Regions from separate parts of the Homo sapiens genome. Here region 2 is linked to region 1. A link is a loop called in an ENCODE intact Hi-C map of the cell type or tissue named here. Cell type or tissue: PC-9. All regions are shown on one strand. Each heading gives the region's core, and the rest is flanking DNA. Links, peaks and the distances in the headings are about the cores only.

What was found. Hi-C counts contacts between places; a loop is a spot of excess contacts. Peaks named below come from ENCODE experiments on the same cell type or tissue, not always from the same donor. Only the 100,000 strongest peaks of a DNase experiment are listed, where the experiment ranks them.
Region 2: it touches region 1 in a loop (3-fold over the local background); 5 of 110 quality-filtered maps call a loop at or near these places.

The regions. Positions count from the first base shown.
Region 1 is chr4:139,737,125-139,748,084 of GRCh38, forward strand. The region is part of intron 2 of MAML3 (mastermind like transcriptional coactivator 3); the gene reads right to left. It also overlaps a transcript of MGST2 not described here. Among named protein-coding and RNA genes, the nearest start is that of MGST2, 77 kb to the left of the region's middle. RefSeq lists an enhancer at 3,322-3,822. In PC-9, for the core only: no CTCF peak of the experiment used is centred there; no DNase peak of the experiment used is centred there.
Region 2 is chr4:139,984,450-139,995,409 of GRCh38, forward strand. All of the region lies in intron 1 of MAML3 (mastermind like transcriptional coactivator 3), which reads right to left. Among named protein-coding and RNA genes, the nearest start is that of MAML3-AS1, 140 kb to the right of the region's middle. In PC-9, for the core only: no CTCF peak of the experiment used is centred there; a DNase peak (open chromatin) is centred at 5,122; H3K27ac peaks cover 937 bases.

The DNA of each region.
Region 1 (10,960 bases), core at 1,436-9,435:
CATCAGACATCCCTAGACTTACAAGTCCCTCGTGTAATAAGGTGAACTATGGAAAGCTATGATTTGAGGAAAGTTCCCTCTGATTGAAAGAGTTCTTCAAATATGAAGAATGTAACACTTATGGGGCACCTACTCATTGCAAAACACTCTACTAGGGGCTTTCACCTGTATGTTTAACTCATTTTGTTGATTTTTTTTTTTTAAGCCCAAATTTCTGAGAGGTTAAGGAACTTGTCTGGTGGTGGCGTCTCTGGGATTCTGACTTTTCCACTGACCATAACATGCATCTGGTCTAAATTGAGCGGACCACCCAGGAGGATGTTGGAATAAAAAGAAATGGGAAGGGGGTGGGGAGAGGAATGGGCATAGAATAAAAAGGTAGAAACCCTTGGGATCAAAGGATGCAACTGAAAGAGCACCAAAATATGCATCATTTTTTTTAATATGTTGTCTGGTACCCAAAATTGGGATGCCTCTGTGGTATCAACTTTGACATTTAAAGAAAGGGCATAAGATTAGATCATTCAACCATAAGTGGAAGGAAGAAACAAAATAAAATAAAACCTTACAATTCCCTTTGAAGTTGATCAGGTGTCAAGGCAGTGATTTGGTTTTCTTTTACAAACTTTCTTTTTCCAGAAAAATTTTTACTGTGGGTTTGGAGAGGTGTTTACAATAAATTCATAGCAGAGCTCCAAAAGGGCCCACCCCATCTAATATCCTCTGTCTCAGCAGATTATTGAAGAAGATTGGATTAAAAGGTTTGTTTTGTGATGTGTGATGGTTGTGTCCCCAAGATGATTGAGTTTGAGGCAGAGTTCATCAATTTAGGAGGCTTATCACTGAAGCAGCAATAACTTGGGGCCCAATGCGAAGGCTGCTAAATGGGTCCAGCAAAGCTCTTGGTTCAGCTTCTAGAAAGGAACAGTGTACATTGGGGGAACCCCACAGGCCTGGGTAGAAACTCAGCTCCACCATGGGCCCAGTGACTGGCACATAACAAACAGCTTGTGGTTGTTATTCTTACTGCCGAAACCTCTTGATCATGCAGGGCATCCTTCAGGGTGAGGGAAGTGCTGTGTTTCTGGTGCTAGCTTTAGCTCCTAAAATAAAGGGGAACAAGACTTGTCATGGTCAGGCCAGGCATGGTGGCTCACGCCTGTAATCCCAGCACTTTGAGAGGCTAAGGCGGGTGGATCACCTGAGGTCAGGAGATCAAGACCAGCCTGGCCAACATGGTGAAACCCCATCTCTACTAAAATACAAAAATTAGCTGGGCTTGGTGGCGTGTGCCTGTAGTCCCAGTTACTCAGGAGGCTGAGGCAGGAGAATTGCTTGAACCTGGGAGGCGGAGGTTGCAGTGAGCCGAGATTGCACCACTGCACTCCAGCCTGGGCACAATACAGCGACACTCTGTCTCAAACAAACAAAAAAAAGGTCTTGGTCCCCATTATTTTAGGAGCTAAATGCTTAATTGATAGGGCAATTACTTAAAAAATATACATTTTGCCGATTCCTTCCTCTGCTGCCCAATTGCTGGGGAACATTTGAAAAACAATGCAGAAAAGTATAGATAGAAAAAAAGGTACAGAGAAAAAAAAATGCAGAAAAGTATAGATAGAAAAAAAGTATACAGAAAAAAGCTAACACTCATTTTTTACACTCAAAGGTAACCACTGTTAATATTTTGATGTGTTTTTATATTTCCTCCTAGTTTTATCCCAGATGCAATAACATATTTTTATGCTTATGATCATGGTATATACACAATTACACACACCTACTGATTCTTAACTAAGTAACATGGGAGAGGTAGAAGCTTCTAACTTTCCAAGTGCTTCCAAGTGATCATTTCCTGGCAGGATGATATCCTTATGGCATCCTTCCTGGCAAGGCTTTTAAGCTCCTTTGGGACCAAGACTATGAGTCTTCCCAGTATCCAGCACAGAGCTAGGGCCACAGCTGCAGCAAAATACAGATTTACTGAACTCAACTGACTAATTGGCTGGGATGAATTCTAGCCTAAACCAACATCAGGTATAACTGGAGATGACAAAATGATGGCCCTATAATGGACAGCTTCTCCGAGCTCCTGAGCTGACCCTCTGCTGAATGTTAAAGAAAGGGTTAAAGTTGGCAGTCCAGTGCTAAATGTGAGAATGCCACCAGCCACAGGAAGGTCAGCCTTTCAAGGCCCTTTTTTGCAGGGATAAAAGCAACAAAAATACCATTTGTCCTTATCAGTGCTTTGAACATAGTTACCATAAGTCCCTCCAATGGAAACACAACTTTGAGAGTTATGCTTTTCGTCTGCCTTTGATGTAAGTTATAGAGTCCTTTTGATCCCTTTCTTGTGATTAATTCCACCACCAAAGCAATTCTACATTGGTTAAAAGTTCATTAGTGTACAACAATAGAAGCTTGATTAAATAAATTATGGTACATCCATACCATGAATACTAGGCAGCCAATAAAAATCATGCCTCCTTAGACTATCTAATCACATAGGAAAAAGCTTACCATATATAGTTAAGAAAGGCAGGGGAGGAAAGCAGTTTTTTTTTTTTTTTCTTTTATGTCCTCAGGTGTTAAAACTAAAAAAAAAAAAAGAAAAAAGCAGTTTCTAAAAACACTAGCCACTGGATAGTCTTGTTAGACAAGAATTATAAGGGATTTTTATTTTTATACTTTTTCAAATTTTATATTATGAATATATATTACTTTTAGTATTATTTTTAAAAGCTTGTTAAGAATAAGGCTAAACTATTATGGAATGAAATGTAGAGTTCAAGAGGGGCCCAGGTTATGTCTGGGACCTGGACTATTTCTCCCTGAGCCCACCTTACGCTCTAGAGGGTGTAACAGACATGCTTAAGTGGCAGGTCCCCTTTTAAAACCTGTACATGGCTTCCACAACTGGGCTTGGATACAGGTTCAGCAACTAGGTCGGCTTTACATTGCTGCCACAAAGAGCTCCTAAGTCCCAGAGGAAGGGTACTGACCATCTTCCAAGAATTCTTTGGTCTACCTGGACAAGCCTGCTCTCTGTGGCACCACCCAGCTCTCTGTGGCTTTTCTCTGTCTTAGGCTTGAAGCCACAGTGCATGGCCAGAACCAGCCAGACCTTTGGAGTTCAAGAACTCGAGAGGTGGGTGAAAACTGCCATTGCCTCCACAGACTGTCTTCTCCGTGGAAAGAAGACCTGAGTCACCAGGGCTGGGAAACCTGCACCACTGAGACGAGCACAGCCTCTGCCGGCATGCAAGTGGCCGCTGTCAGGACACATGGACTGAAAGTGGTTTGTCAGCTGCTCCATTAGGTTTTTTTTACCCATATGTTTGCTACCTTTCTTTCCTTGATTTAAAAATAGGGAGGGGGAGCAGTCTCAGCTGTCTTCAGCTGCTAGGGAGATTTTTTTCCCCCTCCTGAGCTACTGTTTCCCCCAACCCGAGCCTTTCTCTCTTATTGTACCCACCCTTTCTGATGAAGTCATCAAAGCAAAGATTGCATAACTGATGCATAGGCCTATCTTGTGTTATACTGGGAGACAGGCCAATGTTTCCATTAATAGACAAGAGCACCACCACGCTGCCAAATGGAGCTCTCTGCTGCAACCACTACAAGACAGGAAGAAGGGAAGGGAAGGGAAGCTGAGTGCTCAGGGCATGCTGTGGAGGGAAGGCGAGGGCACTTCCCGCCGTCATCTCCAGAACCGCCACAGCCTTGGGAGGGGGGCTGAGAGAGATCAGTGCTGACTGCCTGAGAAGAGGCCTTCCACAAGCTGCCTTTCTGGTGTCCCCATGTTCTTCCTTCCTTCCTTCCAGAGGCCGTGAGAGGGAGGGCCCGTGTCAGCCTGCTCTGCCGGTTTCCCGACTGCTGAACCTGTCTGTGGGAAGCTGGGTTTGACTATGTGATGCTGAGGCTCTGAGAGGAGGGCTACCCTTTTCCCCACCCTCGGCCCCCATTCCTATGAGTAGAAGCCTGCCCAGCTGCGGTGGTGGGGTTTGAGGAGGCTAGGACTTAGAGCAGGGAAAAACAAGGAAGCAGAATGAAAAACAGAAACACTTAGAAATCTGGGATTGGTACTTCTCCTTATGTAAAGATTGTGGCTGACGACCAGCTTCTTAGAGGAAGCAAGTCTAGGAGAAGGGCTCATACCTGGTCCGTGAGGGCCTATGGGGGATCAGGGCATAAGACCACCTGACCCTGGGCCTTGCATCCACAAGAACCTTGAGTTTAGATTTTTAGACATATTCTTCGAACAAGGTTTTACATATATAGTCACTGAGAAATCCTGAGAGGATTGAAAAATAGCATCTATTTTACAGCTTTAAATTGTGCCCTGAGCTGAGCGTGGTGGCTCATGCCTGTAATCCCAGCACTTTGGGAGGCTGAGGTGGGAGGATTGCTTGAGTTCAGTTCAGGACCAGCCTGGGCAACAGCAAGACCTCATCTCTACTAAAAATAAAAAAATTAGCTGGGCATGGTGGTGTGCACCTGTAGTCCCAATTACTCAGGAGGCTGAGGTGGGAGGATCGCTTGAGCCTGGGAGGTTGAGGCTGCAGTGAGCTGTGATTGTGCCACTGCACTCCAGCTTGGGTGACAGAGTGAGACCCTGTCTCAAAAAAAATTCTGCCCTGTTATTAGATCGGGCTGCTCTAAGTCCATTATCAATTAACATTCTTTATATGTCCTGTGTTTATCTTGTGCACGGTATAATTGCCCTATGCTGTATTTTTTAAAATAAAAACATTGCATTTTTAAAACGCCCTATTGTCATTTCTTCATTTTGTAAATATACCTGGGCACTCCAAAAAATAGAAATGGCTCAGGTATTTTCTTAACCTTGAAAGACTTGGAGACACACGGGCATAAAAATAAGTTTTAGAAAGAATATAGCACTCAAAGAGGTCTAACACAGCCCTTGACTCCACGCCACACATACACATGGTAACCTGGATAAAGGAATCTGGAAACAATGAGAAATCATCCTCTCTACAGATCTTAAACTTTTCTTTTCTTTTCTTTTTTTTTTTTTTTTTGAGAGAGAGTCTCGCTCTGTCAGCCAGGCTGAAGTGCAGTGGCACAATCTCGGCTCACTGCAACCTCCGCCTCCCGGGCTCAAGCAATTCTTCTGCCTCAGCCTCCCTAGTAGCTGGGATTACAGGCGTGTGCCACCACGCCCGGCTAATTTTTGTATTTTTAGTAGAGGCAGGGTTTCACCGTGTTGGCCAGGCTGGTCTCAAACTCCTGACCCCAGGTAATCTGCCCGCCTTGGCCTCCCAAAGTGCTGGGACTACAGGCGAGAGCCACCGCACCTGGCCGTCTTAAACTTTTCACTCTTTAATCAGAACTCTTCTTGGGAAGCATGATTCAGCAGTGCTTGGCTTATAGTAGGCGCTCATAAAGGTTTGCTCTTAGTATCGTCCCTATTAATAATGAGGAAGTTAGAAACTTTAGGTGGGGCCTATATTTTCAGCTCAGATTTTGTTGGTTCTTAACGGTCACATCAGTTCCTCAGCTGTGTAAAGGAAAACATCCCTGTTTACAAATGACCACTTTTGCTTAGGATAAAAGTTAAGTTGGTAGCTAAATATGAAATGAGACCCTAGAATAAACATTCTTTATACGTCTTGTGTTTATCCTGTGCACAGTATAATTGCCCTTGGGAAGTTGATGGGAAACTTTTAGTGAGGAATAAATCCACCTTTTTGACTATAACAATAGAGGCCTTCAAAGATGGAGGTTATGCACCAAGTATTTTTTGCCACCTATCCCTTCTAAAAGCATAAATATTTTTGCTTAAACATCTGGGATGTAGCACCAGTTTCCTAATTTCTTTCCACCAGAAACTGAAGCCAAGTCTGACCTCCTTACCATGATATCCCCTCAAATGCCCACTACCACCCCCTCATTTTTCCCCAAAAGCTTTCTGGGGTAATTTCTCCTCTAGCTAGTTGACTTCATACCCACCTTCACTCTGCTTCCCAGATCCAGGCAGGCTGCTTTACAGCATAACCACGATTCACATATACACGTCTCCACCTAAAGTTACACGCCTCCTTTAAGAGCTGCTGCAACCATTACCACTTCTCTCCAAGGTGACTGCTTGTGGGAGGATAACAGCAGAACAGGAGGGGCAGGGTGATTAATGCTGGAGTAGGACAGGGAGATCTAACCTGCTGTTCAGGAGACTTCTCAACCTGAGAAAGCTTCCCGGACACTAGGGATCCTGTTTCTGGTCTTCCTTCCCTTTGGACCATTTCTCTGATAGACACCGTTTCTTGTACTTTGGCCCAAATAATTACTTTCCCCTTTGTGTTTCTGTTTCCCTTTATCCTCTCCCCCATTTTAAGAATACACAATTTCTCAATCAGCAATTATTAAACCTTTCTCAAGTCAACCAAACCTTTTCTGGAAGCTGACACTAAATATACATGGCTGTAAACTTGCTGAGGAGTGGAGGAGGGGTGAGTGGGGATGACAAACCTGGAAACTGAACTTGAAATCTGTCTCAGATCCCAAGGATACCACACGGGGAAAAGCCAGCCAGTGTGAGATTCCTTTCTTTATTTTCCTTAGGTTCTCAGGGGATAATTTGTACTGAAGGTTACTTTCTATAGAAAGCCTTGAGAACACTACCTCTTAATCATATTTAGAAGCATATAAAAAAGGTCGACAAGGCCAATCTTGATTTCTTTTTTCTTTGATGTAGTCACAGAGAATTTTGAAGGAAAGATGGGGTCTCTGAGTCCCCATTAATAAATAAAAGTAAGTCCTCATGTACATTCATGTACAGGGTGCTGAGAGCTCACATGTGGAGGGGCCATCCCTATGGCCATAGAGTCCTGCCATGGTCATTGTCACTAACAGTTGTCACTGCTGTAGCAGGGTCCCAGTCACTCTTAGTACCTCTCAGAGGTTTCTTGGGGACACAGCCCAAATATATCCTGTAGTCAGATGCACAAACACCTTGGGTAGGAACCTAGAGAGGTCTGGAATACTCTGATTCACCTTCTGCTAAGAGACTTAGATAAGGAAGGCTGACTAGGTCAGTTAAATTGATTGCCAGGGTGGCTGACCTAATAGAGGTTCAGGGATCTGGTTTGAGAACATGGAGCCTCAGACCCTTCCCTTCAAGCTGTGCAGCATTGCATATCCTTAGTGTCATTTTCAGTCTCAGCTTCCAGATCTTAGAGTTGATTTTTCTTAAAGAACACTCACAGCTAAAACAAACAAATAAAACAAATAAGCAAACAACCCACTTGCTTAATATGATATACCACCCCCCAGGAGCATGGGTTGTGGTTATAGCTTTGCTTGGGATTTTATGTGGAGTAAGTCACTGCATGGCTAACATGCAAATATTGCTCAGAAAACAAGTATACCTCCCCCTGAAGTCTGAGCACTAGAACACAATGTGTGGCGTGTATATTTTGCTATTAAAGTTTGCTTTCAATTTGAATATGCATCCCACTTTTTGAAAAACTTTTATTGCTCAAGGAGTCTGCACAGGCCCAGTACCCCAGCACAATGGCAGGGGCTATGGTGGGACTCTCAGACTCTCACTGCAGTGCAGCCACGGCCCCTGTCCTGGAGGGAGACTGAAATCCTAGTGCAGAGACAAGGTGCACTTCACGGAAAAGCTCAAAGATGACACCAGCTGGTCAAGAGGCAAGCTGTGTGGCGTGTGTTCTGTTTCCATTCGATTTCCATAGAGCCAGGCTGACCAGACCCGGGATGGGCAGAGTGGTGGCATGGCGTAGAAATAGGCCCAAATGTGGATACAAGGCACATGAGTTCTAGGCAGTGTTTGACCTGGGGCAAGTCACTGAACATTTCTAAGCTTCAGTATTCTCCTTTATGAAATGAGGAAGCCAGTCCAGGTAATCTCCAAGGTTTCTACTCGCTCTAACATTTCTCTGGTTCCACTTGGAAAGAGCTTCATGGATTAGCAGGGACTTGACTGAGAGCCTTGATGGAAGTGTAGATTTGGATTTGAGTGAGAAGAGAAGGAAGGAAGGAGAGCGGCCACCTGCAAGGAGGGAGGTGGCCACCCAAAGTTGGGGTGTTTGCTGGGATGTGTGAGAGGAAAGCTTCACAGGGTGGGACTGGCCATGGACAGATCTGCATGCAGGCAGATCCAGCCGACTCGACCACCGTCCATCAGGAGCCACAGCAGGTTCTTAAAGGGAATAAACGCTAAATGCATTACTTTAAGGAGATTAAGCTAGTGTCAGGTAAGCTAGTGTCAGATTAGAACAGGGCTGGATCTGGAGAAAAGTGGGCAGGAAGGGTTGGGAGGTAGCCATGGGGGTAATCCCATCAGGAGGTGAGGGGAAGCTGGCTGAGATTTGGCACTTGACTGTGGGAACTGAAAAAAGCCAAATGCACCTGCCAGGCATATTCCTGCAAGAATAAGAATTCTCATGTGCAAATATCTGGGGTCATTTTCCGGTCTGGGATCCCACCTCCTCCCACTCATTTCTCTTCTCTATTATTGTGCTCTGCCCAGTCCACATGGCTACCAGAAACCTGGCAGAGATATAGTGATCCCTGCTTTAAAATCAGGTAAAAATAATGCTAGTTTTTCTGGTCTTCCCTATTTTTAAAAAACTAAATTTATTTAAATGTGAATTTAGTATACAGGATTTTAAACATACCACCTGGTTTTTGACAGGGAGTAGAACAGTAGGTATATACTGTGAATATTTTCAAAGCCCTAACAATACATCCTGGGGATGGAGGAAAGATGGCAGGCAGTAACAGGAAATGTGACCACAACAACTTGGAGAAGAAGAAACCTTTTAGTTTTTGTGCTTCCTTAACTTGTTTCTCCAACTTTCTCCTGCTACTAAATGTTTCATTCACTCAACTTTTTTCAAGAAGTCCTGACAAGTAATAACGAAAGTTCTATGGTGGCCCAATTAAAGACTTTTCATGACAAGTAGACTTCATAACAAATGTGATAACTAAATATTTCCTAAGCATAAGCTCTCAGTTGGATTTTTTATTAAAAAGTCAGAAAATCACTCTCGGTCTTATTGCTAAATCTTGTTTGCAACAGAAATGGTATGTTATATTTTTGTAAGATAATTAACATGGCATGTATTCCACTAACCTTTTAAATCTGAACTAGAGATGGTAATAAGAATAATTTCTAACAAAATAATTCATCAGTACACAACCAGTTGGACTGTTGAAAATTTATGATTGAAGTTAAGAATACCTTGGTGGTTTCAGGTAAAAACATGTTTTATATCACCAACTTGGAGACTGAGTGTCTTCTCTGAAAAAAATGAAAAATCTTCCCTTTAAAAATTTTCCTACCCCTTATCAAGACAACAGAGGAGAAGCAGATACCCTGGTCCACAACACTCTGAAATTACCACTGGGCTCTGGAAAATGGATTGCTTCACCTATTTGTTCTGTCTTCTAATCCCAGGGAGGGGCTGCAAATCTCCCCATCTGTCTCTCTCGCTCTGCGGGCCCCTCGTTGCCATGGTCTTTCCCACAGTATCTAAAGGAACAAGATTCCGCAGACGTTTGACACTGGACCTCCGCAGGCAGCCAATTTGTTTTCCTTTCACCTCCCCCCTTCTCCTCCTCTCTCCCTTTCTAATATAGCATATTCTTTCTGTGCACCCACCAAAAGTAATGTGTCAAACTATGATTATGTTTTCTTTTATGAAACAAGTAGAAGAGAGACGGATTGCTTTCCTTCCTTTGATCAAGTAAAGGTAATAAAAAGCCTAGGGAGAATCGGGTGGGAGGGGGTTGCTGGCGTCTGCTGTCCTGGACTAGGCCAGCTTTTGTCGGGGGTTCATCTTAAGAAATTGTGGGCCACCGGCCGTGGCTTTCCCTCATGGCCCAAGGCTTGCAGCAATTGCTTCTCACTGTTCCTGTGTTTGGAACCTACTGAGTCTGTGCAGCCCTTAGTGGTTTTGTCTTGTGCTCTGGGAAAAGCAAAGGGGTTGAGGATGGAGGGAAGCCCTGTCCTCAGAATGTGCAGGGAAGTCAATCCTTAAATGATGGTTTCTGTAGGGTGGAAATACCAGTCTATTTGAACCCTTAAAGCTTATACCAAATCCACACCTTCTGCATCACTGAGGAAGGAAATGTAACTTGAGAGTTTGTGGCGCCGGTGGGAGGAGGGAGAAGAGTGCAGAGCGCGGGCAACTTTCCCCCACCTTTTAGACAGAAACTTTTCCTTTTAGCATCTGCATGCATCTCTTTAGTTAGAGAATGAATTCTAGGGGGAAGAACTTTAAAAATGTCTTCCTTGTAGGTCGGGCACAGTGGCTCACGCCTGTAATCCCAGCACTTTGGGAGGCCGAGGCAGGTGGATCACCTGAGGTCTGGAGTTCAAGACCAGCATGGCCAACATGGTGAAACCCCGTCTCTACTAAAAATACAAAAATTAGCCGGCTGTGGTGGTGTGTGCCTGTAATCCCAGCTACTTGGGAGGCTGAGGCAGGAGAACTGCCTGAACCGGGAGGGTGGAGGTTACAGTGAGCCGAGATAGTGCCACTGCACTCCAGCCTGGGCAAGAGAGCAAGACTCCCTCTCAGAAAAGAAAAAAAAAAATTCCTTGCACACATCATTTGATTACTGATACTTACTAAGAGTAATAAGAATGCATATATAGGCTGGGCGTGGTGGCTCATGCCTGTAATCCCAGGACTTTGGGAAGCCAAGGTGGGCGGATCACCTGAGGTTAGGAGTTCGACACAAGCCTGATCGATACAGTGAAACCCCATCTCTACCAAAAATACAAAAATTAGCTGGGCATGGTGGTGGATGCCTATAATCCCAGCTACTTGGGAGGCTGAGGCAGGAGAATTGCTTGAACCCGGGAGGTGGAGGTTGCAGTGAGCCAAGATCACGCCACTGCACTCCAGCCTGGGTGGACAGAGCAAGACTTCGTCTAAAAAAAAAAAAAAAAAAAAAAAGAATGCAC
Region 2 (10,960 bases), core at 1,374-9,373, 250 kb after region 1:
GTATGAAAAAGTCAACATACCTAATTTTCAGACATGATTAGGCATCCACTTATTATAGCATAGCCTACACAAAAGAGGATCACAAGACAAGGTTAAATACTTTGCTCCTACTCTTTCAAATATACTATTTAGATAGTGTATCAGAGTTCTCTAAAAAAACAGAACCAACATGAGATTTATTTTAAGGAATTGGCTCATGCGACTGTGGGGGCTGGCAAGTCTGAAATTTGTAGGGCAGGCCAGCATGCTGAAAACTCAGGCAGGATTTTATGCTTCAGTCTTGAGACAGACTTTCTTTAGTTTTTGCTCTTGAGGCCTTCAGCTGATTGGATCAGACCCACCCAGATATCCCTGGGTAATCTCCTTTATTTCAAGTGAACTGGCTAGTGATGTTAACCACATTACAAAATACCTTCACAGCAACAGCTAGGTTAGTGTTTGATAAGTAACTGAGCAGTATAGCTCCATCAAGTTGACACATAAGACTAACCATCACAGATGGTATAAATGGAACAGCAAACACAGAACAAGACAGCTGTTGCAGCTTTCTGCAATTTAATATGGCAAATATAGATTCTGGCAGTTTTTGATTAGAGGACATTCATTATGACATGGAAACACCACTAGATTATATTTTCCTATACACAAAAGTTAGCTTTTCTTTAGCATAGTAAGACATCCTCAAAGACTATCTCTGAAAGTTTTAAAAACAGGCCAAGCTGACAGAGTTTTAAAACTTTCCTAAAAGGTGACAGGTATTAGCACAGCACAAGCCAAGTCTAGAAGTAATAAAGTTGATCTTTCTTACAGGCAACTATTTTAGTTTTCAATGCCAATGACTCAAGAGTGAGCGTAGGAACATAACCCCAGACACAGAAGGAAAACCTGATCATGACCATGGAGCAGAGTTCTGGAGGAGGAATGCTCAAATCTTAAAGAGCTTCAAATCATAAAGTACATCACATGTTGGCCAATAAGCAGAAGGATTATTACAATAATCTATGCAACAACTGAAGTCTCACTGTATACAACAAAAGGTCAGTGCCTTTAGGTGTGCAAATTTATTTCCTTGAGCTAAAATAGATTGTAAGCAACAGTGAAACTTGCCCAACTAACTTGTGAATCACTTAAACCAGCTGTTTATGTCATTTAGCTAAGTAGCCCCAAATAAGGAATGCATAGATTCCTTATTTAGGGATTAATCTTAACAAAGATTAAGATTCTGTGCTGTTTAGGGATTGCCCTGTGAAGGGAGGTGCCCATGGAAAGGCTCCTTCAGAGGCACCACACACATGGCCATATTTGCCCTAGCCTGTGGGGAATTAGCTAGAATTCTACCATGTGCTACAGACACCAGGGAGAGTTTAAGCAAACCACACCAGAAGAGGAAACAAAGATCTCCAATGAGACCCTAATAGCAATTTCATTAAATAAATTTTGGAATGCAATCTCTTCAAGAGTGGCTATGGAAACAGACCAGATCTCTTTGCTGTCTCTGAGGCCATGCCTCGTCATTCTCTTCTCAACTTCACTCCTGCTGGCTTCCCAAGTTCACTAGGAGCATCCTCTTTTGCAGATATCTAGCCCTCATTATGTTTCTTCCAGCTCTATGGAAAGCAGGGTCAGGATAAGCAGAAGAGCAGACCAGCATGTGCTTTCTGCCTCCCATGGCTCTCATTGTTTCCTATGGACTGATAAATACAAACGGGTTTTTTCCGAGTTTCGTTGTGGACAGGGTCATCCCTTGTCATCAGAGTGCTGTCACACGTAGTAGTCATTTGTTTATTCTTCTTCTTTCAGCTGTCCTCCTCCTCCTCCTATTATGTTCTTGCTTGGGCTGAGTATCACAGTTCCTTAGCAAACATCAGGGACAGGCATATTTGCCAAGATCCAAGGATAAAGCATTTTGGAAGAAAGCCGAGAAAATGGTGTAGCCACTGAATTTCTGCTTCTTTTTATTTAACAGAACTACAGAACTACTTTTAGTCATTATCACTGGATTAAACACACACAAAACTGATTAGTTCTGGTTGTTATTCATTATTCTCCCACTTCTTGTTTCTAAAAAATCAGCATTACAAACAACTCTCCAGGATCTTATTCCAATCAACCTATCTCAAGTCTTACAATTAATATTCCTAATATAACCACTACACTGTTCGACTTACTTTTTTTTTTTTTAAGCAATGAAAACCAATGCCAATGAATCATGAATCTCTACAAAAATAGAGGCCAAAGAGGTGAACCGGAGAGCAAACTTGACATTGGAAAGCAAGAGCCTCCCTTGCCTTCCCCTGTTCACTAAAGCCAGTGGCTCTGGTTAACGCAGGAAACACAGTAAATACACAGTAAATTGTACACACAAAGCAGCCATCGGCAATTTGCCTGGTGGGGTTGGATAGCATGTGGCTGATAGGTCTCAGGAGATGAGGAACAAACAGCCATGATGGATTAAGTGATTGCTATTGGCTGTGTGCTTGCCCTGAATATTTCACCATGGACAGTAATCAATTACTAGAGACCAGTAATGATACCAATCAAATGCACTTAGCACTTCTGCACTATCAACCTGAGGGCTGCCGACCTGCCACTTAGAAAAGGTTTGGGCTGTGTGAGAAACGATCTGTGAGCTAGCCACTGTTCCCACTGTAGACCAGGCAGAAAAGCAGGCTGCTTTTTCTTCGTGTTAAAAAGATAAATGGATAAATTAGCCACTCACCTGCCCTACATTAAGGTTTATTTTAAAACAAGCAATAGTATCCCTCTCCCTCACTCCCAGAGGGAGGACAGTTTATAAATATTTTGGCATCATACGACGTCTCCTGGTCAGCAGTTTTTTGAAAGCAAACAGCCTCAAAGAAAATGACTGGGCAGAGGCCATGGTAAGGCAGAAAAACAGATGTCGATTGTTTCTGAATACTGCTGGTCACCATAGCATTGGGTTGTTATGATGTCACTTCTCATCTTTTTGTTCTGTGGTGGGAACGCCGTGCGTCATCACTGAATGTTCAGAATGCCTCTATCTTATGCCGTTCTTTATGGTGTCCATGAGAAGTTGAAAAAGAAAAATCAGCCTCTCTGTGTTTCTAGCATGTCAAAATATAAACCTGTTCCTTCTCTTCTTGGGGTGTGGCATCTTTGTTCTCCCTGCGGTCATCTCCATTTAGAAGATGATACTGTGTGGGAGTTCTCGGCATGAATCACAGAGCTGTCAGTACGTGGAGTCTGGTGCACCTTCCCGCCTGGCCACTTTGTTCAGCACAAGTCTTTCATGAAACAGTGGACTGTGGCTGGGCCCCGTGGCTCACACCTGTAATCCCAGCACTTTGGAAGGCCGAGGCAGGTGGATCACCTGAGGTCAGGAGTTCGAGACCAGCCTAGCCAACATGATGAAACCTTGTCTGTACTAAAAATACAAAAAAATTAGCCAGGCATGGTGGCGGGCACCTGTAATCCCAGCTACTTGGGAGGCTGAGGCAGGAGAATCGCTTGAACTCAGGAGGTGGAGGCTGCAGTGAGCTGAGATCATGCCACTGCACTCCAGCCTGGCAACACAGCAAAACTCCGTCTCAAAAAAAAAAAAAAAAAAAAAAGGAAGAAAGAAGAAACAAGAAACAGTATAATCCTAGCACTTTAGTAGGCCGAGGCGGGCGGATCACCTGAGGTCAGGAGTTCAAGACCAGCCTGGCCAACATGGCGAAACCCCATCTCTACTAAAAATACAAAAATTAGCCGGGCCTGGTGGTGTGTGACTGTAATCCCAGCTACTCGGGAGGCTGAGGCAGAAGAAACACTGAATCCTGGGAGGCAGGGGCTGCAGTGAGCCAGGATCGCGCCACTGCACTCCAGCCTGGGCGACAGAGTGAGACTCCGTCTCAAAAAAAAAAAAAAAAAAAAAAAAGAAACAGTGAACTGTCCCACCATTACTACTTTGAAGGACTTTTAGGCTTAACAATAATGGGAACTAATTGAAATGGGGGAAACGCCTTAGAAGAGTTGTCCCACACTTAATCCTTGAGGTGTATTTTTTGCTGGGTTTTAACAGTTTTTCCAGACAAGCAAAAATTCCCGTTTCATGAGCTGGAGAGCACAGAAAAGTCTAAGTTCATTAAACGGTGCCATCCAACTGCCATTTACAGATCACTTCAGTTCTTTAGTTGTCCCATCGTAAACTTATATACAACAGGGACAGGAAGGGGCAAAAGAGGGCATTTAAGAGAGTAGAAATATTTGCATCTTGACTGGGGTGGTGGTTATAAGGGTGTATGCATTTGTCAGAACTCAAACTGTGTACTTAAAATTGGTGCATTTGTTGTATGTAAACTTCATCTCAATAAAATTGAGGTTAAACACTCTGGACTAACAAGCAACTCCCAATTAACAAGCAAGATCACTGGCTGAGGAAGTGAGAAGGACGTGTCCTTATCTTACTTACCCCTGTTAAACAGGGGGCAATCACTTTCAAATACCACACATTCCTGAAGGAATCACCCTGCTCTACCCCTGCTCAGCATCATTGATGGAAGTGACTGCTCACTGTTGAACCTGCTTCTTCTCTTGATTCCTCGCAGAGGCAGCTGCTGGCTACAGACTTACTAAATTGCAAGTCGCCTCAGTTGGCAGAACTGCCCCTTCTCGACGATTTATAAACTCTGTCCATCGAGAGCACACTCCAGAGACAGGGCTCTGGACGGGACAGAAGCAGGAATCTTGGCCAAGGATACAAAGCTTCCAGAACTACCAAAGGCATTGTCCGCCAATAAAATACCACTCTGAATGGACTCATTCATGTCCCATTAACAAAAGTGTTGCTAATAATAGGTGCCACCTTACTTATGCTACAAGGGCACTGTAAGAATTAATGAAATAATGAGGTCTCTGGAGCACTTGCCCAGAGAGGCGGCCAGGAAAATCAGAACCATCGGCCTCCCCTGCGGCAGCATCTAAGGATGAAACACGCCCGACGGCTTCTGCTGCCTTCTGCCTGATCTTCCTCCCTATTACCCGTATCATGCAAATCTGGACAAAGTTTTTGTTGAACTTGCCACTGAATGTGTCTAACCTTTCAGCTCAGCCATCTTCAGTGTGGGATGCTATGACTCACGGTCCATGAGTCATGGAGCCCACAGGAATCACAGTGAAGCCCAGAAATGCTGCCTGCTTCCTATCCCACATGCAACACCAAGCCATTGGTGAAAAGCCTCCTCCTGTTTGTCTTCCTACCCAGGTGTTTTTGTCAGGCTACCCTTCTTCACTGAAAGCCAAGGCCTTTAAAGGATTGGATAGCAGCAGGGAACACGTGAATATATTCATGCCGTAGCCAGTAATTTAACAATTTTATTCATCCAGTCTCTGCCCTTGGTACCACTGCTGACCCCTGCACCCCACCACACACAAACAAACACACACACACACACACACACACACACACACAGAGAGAGAGAGAGAGAGAAAGAGAGAGAGAGAGATTCACTTCCATCACTTCCAGAATAATTTAAATATTTTAAATATTAAGTATCTTTAAAGTATATTGTCAGGTAAAAGAAAAAAATCAGGACTGTAAGAAAAGAAATAGGATGGAATCAGAAGAAATTAATTGTTTTGTTTTGACAAAGTAATCTTGATTTTTTTCACTTTTCACATTTTTCAGAGTCTGAAGTATTGCTGACTACAACCTCTATAGAGTCATACAGACAACCTCACTATAGAGAAATCTTTACATTTACTTGAGAGGCTTAAAATAACATGTAAGAAAATGAAGTGGGCTTCATTCCTGGGATGCAAGGCTGGTTCAATATACGCAAATCAATAAATGTAATTCAGCATATAAACAGAACCAAAGACAAAAACCACATGATTATCTCAATAGATGCAGAAAAGGCCTTTGACAAAATTCAACAACTCTTCATGCTAAAAACTCTCAATAAATTAGGTATTGATGGGACGTATCTCAAAATAATAAGAGCTATCTATGACAAACCCACAGCCAATATCATACTGAATGGGCAAAAACTGGAAGCATTCCCTTTGAAAACTGGCACAAGACAGGGATGCCCTCTCTCACCACTCCTATTCAACATAGTGTTGGAAGTTCTGGCCAGGGCAATTAGGCAGGAGAAGGAAATAAAAGGTATTCAATTAGGAAAAGAGGAAGTCAAATTGTCTCTGTTTGCAGATGACATGATTGTATATCTAGAAAACCCCATCGTCTCAGCCCAAAATCTCCTTAAGCTGATAAGCAACTTCAGCAAAGTCTCAGGATACAAAATCAATGTACAAAAATCACAAGCATTCTTATACACCAATAACAGACAAACAGAGAGCCAAATTATGAGTGAACTCCCAGTCACAATTGCTTCAAAGAGAATAAAATACCTAGGAATCCAACTTACAAGGGACGTGAAGGACCTCTTCAAGGAGAACTACATACCACTGTTCAATGAAATAAAAGAGGATACGAAGAAATGGAAGAACATTCCATGCTCATGGGTAGGAGGAATCAATAACACGAAAATGGTCATACTGCCCAAGGTAATTTACAGATTCAATGCCATCCCCATCAAGCTACCAATGACTTTCTTCACAGAATTGGAAAAAACTACTTTAAAGTTCATATAGAACCAAAAGAGAGCCCGCATCTCCAAGTCAATCCTAAGCCAAAAGAACAAAGCTGGAGGTATCACGCTACCTGACTTCAAACTATACTACAAGGCTACAGTAACCAAAACAGCATGGTACTGGTACCAAAACAGAGATATAGATCAGTGGAACAGAACAGAGCCCTCAGAAATAAAGTCGCGTATCTACAACTATCTGATCTTTGACAAACCTGAGAAAAACAAGCAATGGGGAAAGGATTCCCTATTTAATAAACGGTGCTGGGAAAACAGGCTAGCCATATGTAGAAAGCTGAAACTGGATCCCTTCCTTACACCTTATACAAAAATTAATTCAAGATGGATTAAAGACTTAAACATTAGACCTAAAACCATAAAAACCCTACAAGAAAACCTAGGTCACCAAACTATTTCTAATAATCATGAATCAACATGTGCTGAAAAGATGTTGAATAAGAATAGTATTTACTAACTTTAAATGGTAATACTAATATCATTTAATACATATTTCCAACATAAATCTTGTTCTTGAAAATATTATTATTGAAGGTTAAAAAGTTACTTCTGTGCCAATAGATTTTCTTTTGAAAAAAATTGTTTTACTGAGGTAAAATTTACATATAAAGTCCACCAGGTCAGATGCAGTGGCTCACACCTATAATCTCAGAGCTTTGGGAGGCTGAAGCAGGGGGATCATTGAGCCCAGGAGGTCAAGGCTGGAGTGAGCCATGATCATGCCACCGTACTTCAGCCTGGGTGACAGAGCAAGATCCTGTCTCAGAAAAACAACAACAACAAACCATCTATTTTAAGTATATAATTAAAAAAAAAATTTCAAGTGTACAATTCAATACATTTGAGAGCTTTGCAATCATCACCACAATCCAGTTTGAGGACACTTCCATCACTTCAAAAATGTCTCATCATGCCTGTTAGGGTCAATTTCCACTCCCACAACCAATACAAAGCAGCCCCAGATCAACTTTGTGTCTCCACAAATCGGCCTTTTCTAGACATTTCACACAATTGGAATCATATAAATGTAGTTTTTTGTATCTGGATTCTTTTAACTAGCATAATTTTGGGGGGTATCCATCTTGTAGCAGGCATTGAGTTCCTTATAACTGCTGTGAAGTACTCCATCATATGGCTGTATCATATTTTATTTACTAGTTGATGGACAACTTGGCTTGTTTCCAGTTTTTAGCTAAGAATGATTCTGTTATGAACATTTGTGTATGTTTCTGTGTGGCTATATTTTCATTTCTCCTGGATAGATTCCTTAGAGTGTCATGGCCTTAGAGTAGCATGGCTGATCCACACGGTTAAGTTTTCCTTAGAGTTTAAAGACGTTGTCACTTTTTTTTCCCAAAACGGCTGTGCCATTTTACACTCCCAACAGTAATATATGAGAATTTCAGATTCCACACTTTTACCAATACTTGTTATTGTGTGTCTTTTTTTGTTTTGTTTTTGTTTTTTTGAGATGGAGTCTCACTCTGTTGCCGGAGTGCAGTGGTGCGATCTCAGCTCACTGCAACCTCTGCCTCCTGGGTTCAAGTGATCCTTCTGCCTCAGCCTCTCGGGTTCAAGTGATCCTTCTGCCTCAGCCTCCTGAGTAGCTAGGACTACAGGCATGCACCACCATGCCCAGCTAATTTTTTGTATTTTTAGTAGAGACGGGGTTTCACCATGTTGGCCAGGATGGTCTTGATCTCTTGACCTTGTGATCTCCCCACCTCGGCCTCCCAACCTGCTAGGATTACAGGCGTGAGCCACCGCACCGAGCCTATTTTGTGTCTTTTTAAATACAGCCATTCCAGTGGTGTGAAATTGTGTCTCCTTGGATTTTAATTCACATTCCCGTAACTAGTAATATTGAGCACATACTTCATGTTTATCTGTTTTGGTGAAATGTCTATTTAAATCTTTTGCTCATTTCTAATTGAATTGTTTATATTCTAATATTTGGCTGCAAGAGTGTTTAAAATATAGACATACAGGGCCAGGCACAGTGGCTTATGCCTGTAATCCCAGCACTTTGGGAGGCTGAGGCGGGCAGATCTCTTGAAGTCAGGAGTTGGAGATCAGCCTGGCCAACAGGATGAAACCCCATCTCTAGTAAAAATACAAAAATTAACCAGGCATGGTGGCACACCCCTGTAATCTCAGCTGCTCGGGAGGCTGAGGCAGGAGAATCGCTTGAACCCAAGAGGTGGAGGTTGCAGTGAGCTGAGATGGCACCACTGTACTCCAGTCTGGGTGACAGAGTGAGACTCCATCTCAAAAAAAAAAAAAAAATAGACATACATATATACACACATATATTACATAGATACATTCTGGATAAAAGTCCTTTATCAGATATATAATTTGCAAACATTTTTCTCCCAGTATGGTTCTTTTCTTTTCTTTTCTTTTTCTTATCTTTTCCTTTTCTTAATCTCCTCTTCTGATACTCAAAAGTTCTTAATTTTGGCCTGGCGCAGTGGCTCACTCCTGTAATCCCTGCACTTTGGGAGGCCGAGGAGGGTGGATTGCCTGAGGTTGGGAGTTCGAGACCAGCCTGGCCAACATGATGAAACCTCGTCTCTACTAAAAATACAAAAAAATTAACTGGGTGTGGTGGCGGGCACCTGTAATCCCAGCTACTCAGGAGGCTGAGGAAGGAGAATTGCTTGAACCTGGGAGGCGGAGGTTGCAGTGAGCTGAGATCGTGCCACTGCACTCCAGCCTGGGCAACAAGAGCAAAACTCTGTCTCAAAAAAAAAAAGTTTTTAATTTTTATAAAGTCCAACTTACCGATTTTTCTTGTACAGATTACACTTTTGGTGTTGTATCTAAGAATTCTTTGCCAAAACCCAGGTAACAAAGATTTTCTTCTATGATTTTAGATGTTTCATAGTTTTAACTTTTACACTGAGGCCAAATATACATTTTGAATTAATTTTTGTGTTTCATGTGACATGGGGGTCTACTTTTTTTGTAATGTGGATATCCAATTGTTCCTGATGAAAGACAATAGTTTTCTCCATTGTATTGTCTTGGCATCTTTGCTGAAAACCAACTGACCATAATATAAGCATTTATTTCTGGACTCCCAAAATTCTGTTTCATTCCAATCCATGAACTGGAATGTCTCTCCATTTACTAAGATCTTTTATTTCTCTCAGTCATATTTTACAGTTTTCAGTGTATAAGTCTTACACTTCTATTGCTAACTTAGTCTTAAGTCTTTTCTTTTTAAATATTATTGGGAATGGAATTGGGTTCTTAATTTAACTTTCAGATTGTTTGTTCTTTATAATAGAAATGCAGCCAGGTGCAGTGGCTCACGTCTGTAACCACAGCACTTTGAGAGGCTGAAGCAGGAGGATTGCTTGAGGCCAGGAGGTTGAGACCAGGCTGGGCAACATAGCAAGACTCCATCTCTAAGAAGAAAAATTGGTGGAGTAAGGTGGTGCATGCCTGAAGTTCTAGGTACTTGGAAGGCTGAGGTGGGAGGATCACTTGAGCTCAGGAGTCTGAGGTTACTGTGAGCTATGATTGTGCCACTGCACTCCAGCCTGGGCAACAGAGAGACACCCAGTCTCTAAATTAAATGAATGAATTAATTAATTAATAGAAATGGAACGTTTTTGTATATTAATCTTGTATCTTGCAATTTTGTTTAACTCACTTATTAGTTTTAATTGGTGGTGGTGGTGGTGCTGGTGGGGGGTGTGTGTGTGTGTGTGTGTGTATGTGTATTCCTTAAAATTTTATACATACAGGATCAAGTCACCTGTGAATAAACTTTCCATTTTTGATTCCTTTATTTTTGCCTTATTGCATTGTCTAGAACTTCTAGTATAATGTTAAATGTAAGTGGCAAGAATAAACACCCTTTACTTTTTCCCTGCCTTAGTGGGAAACCATATCATCTTTCATCATTATATATGATGTTAACTGGGGGGTTTCTTATAGATGTCCTTTATCGGGATGAGGAAATTTTCTGCTATTCCTATTTGTTGAAGTTTTTATCATGGATGGGTGTTGGGTTTTGTCAAATGATTTTGTCAAATGATTTTTCTTTGCCTAATGAAATGATAACATGGTTTTTGCCCATTAGTCTATTAATACATTATGTTACATTGATTAATTTGCAGATGTTAACCAACTTTACATTAATGGGATAAATCCCACCTGATCATGGTGCATTATCTTTTTTATATTTCAGGATTCAATTTGCTAATATTTTGTTAAGGATTTGTGCATCTATGCTCATGAGGACATTCTTGTAATATCATTGTCTGGCATTAGTATCCTAAGTTCAGAAGTGTTCCCTTCTCTATTTTCAGAAT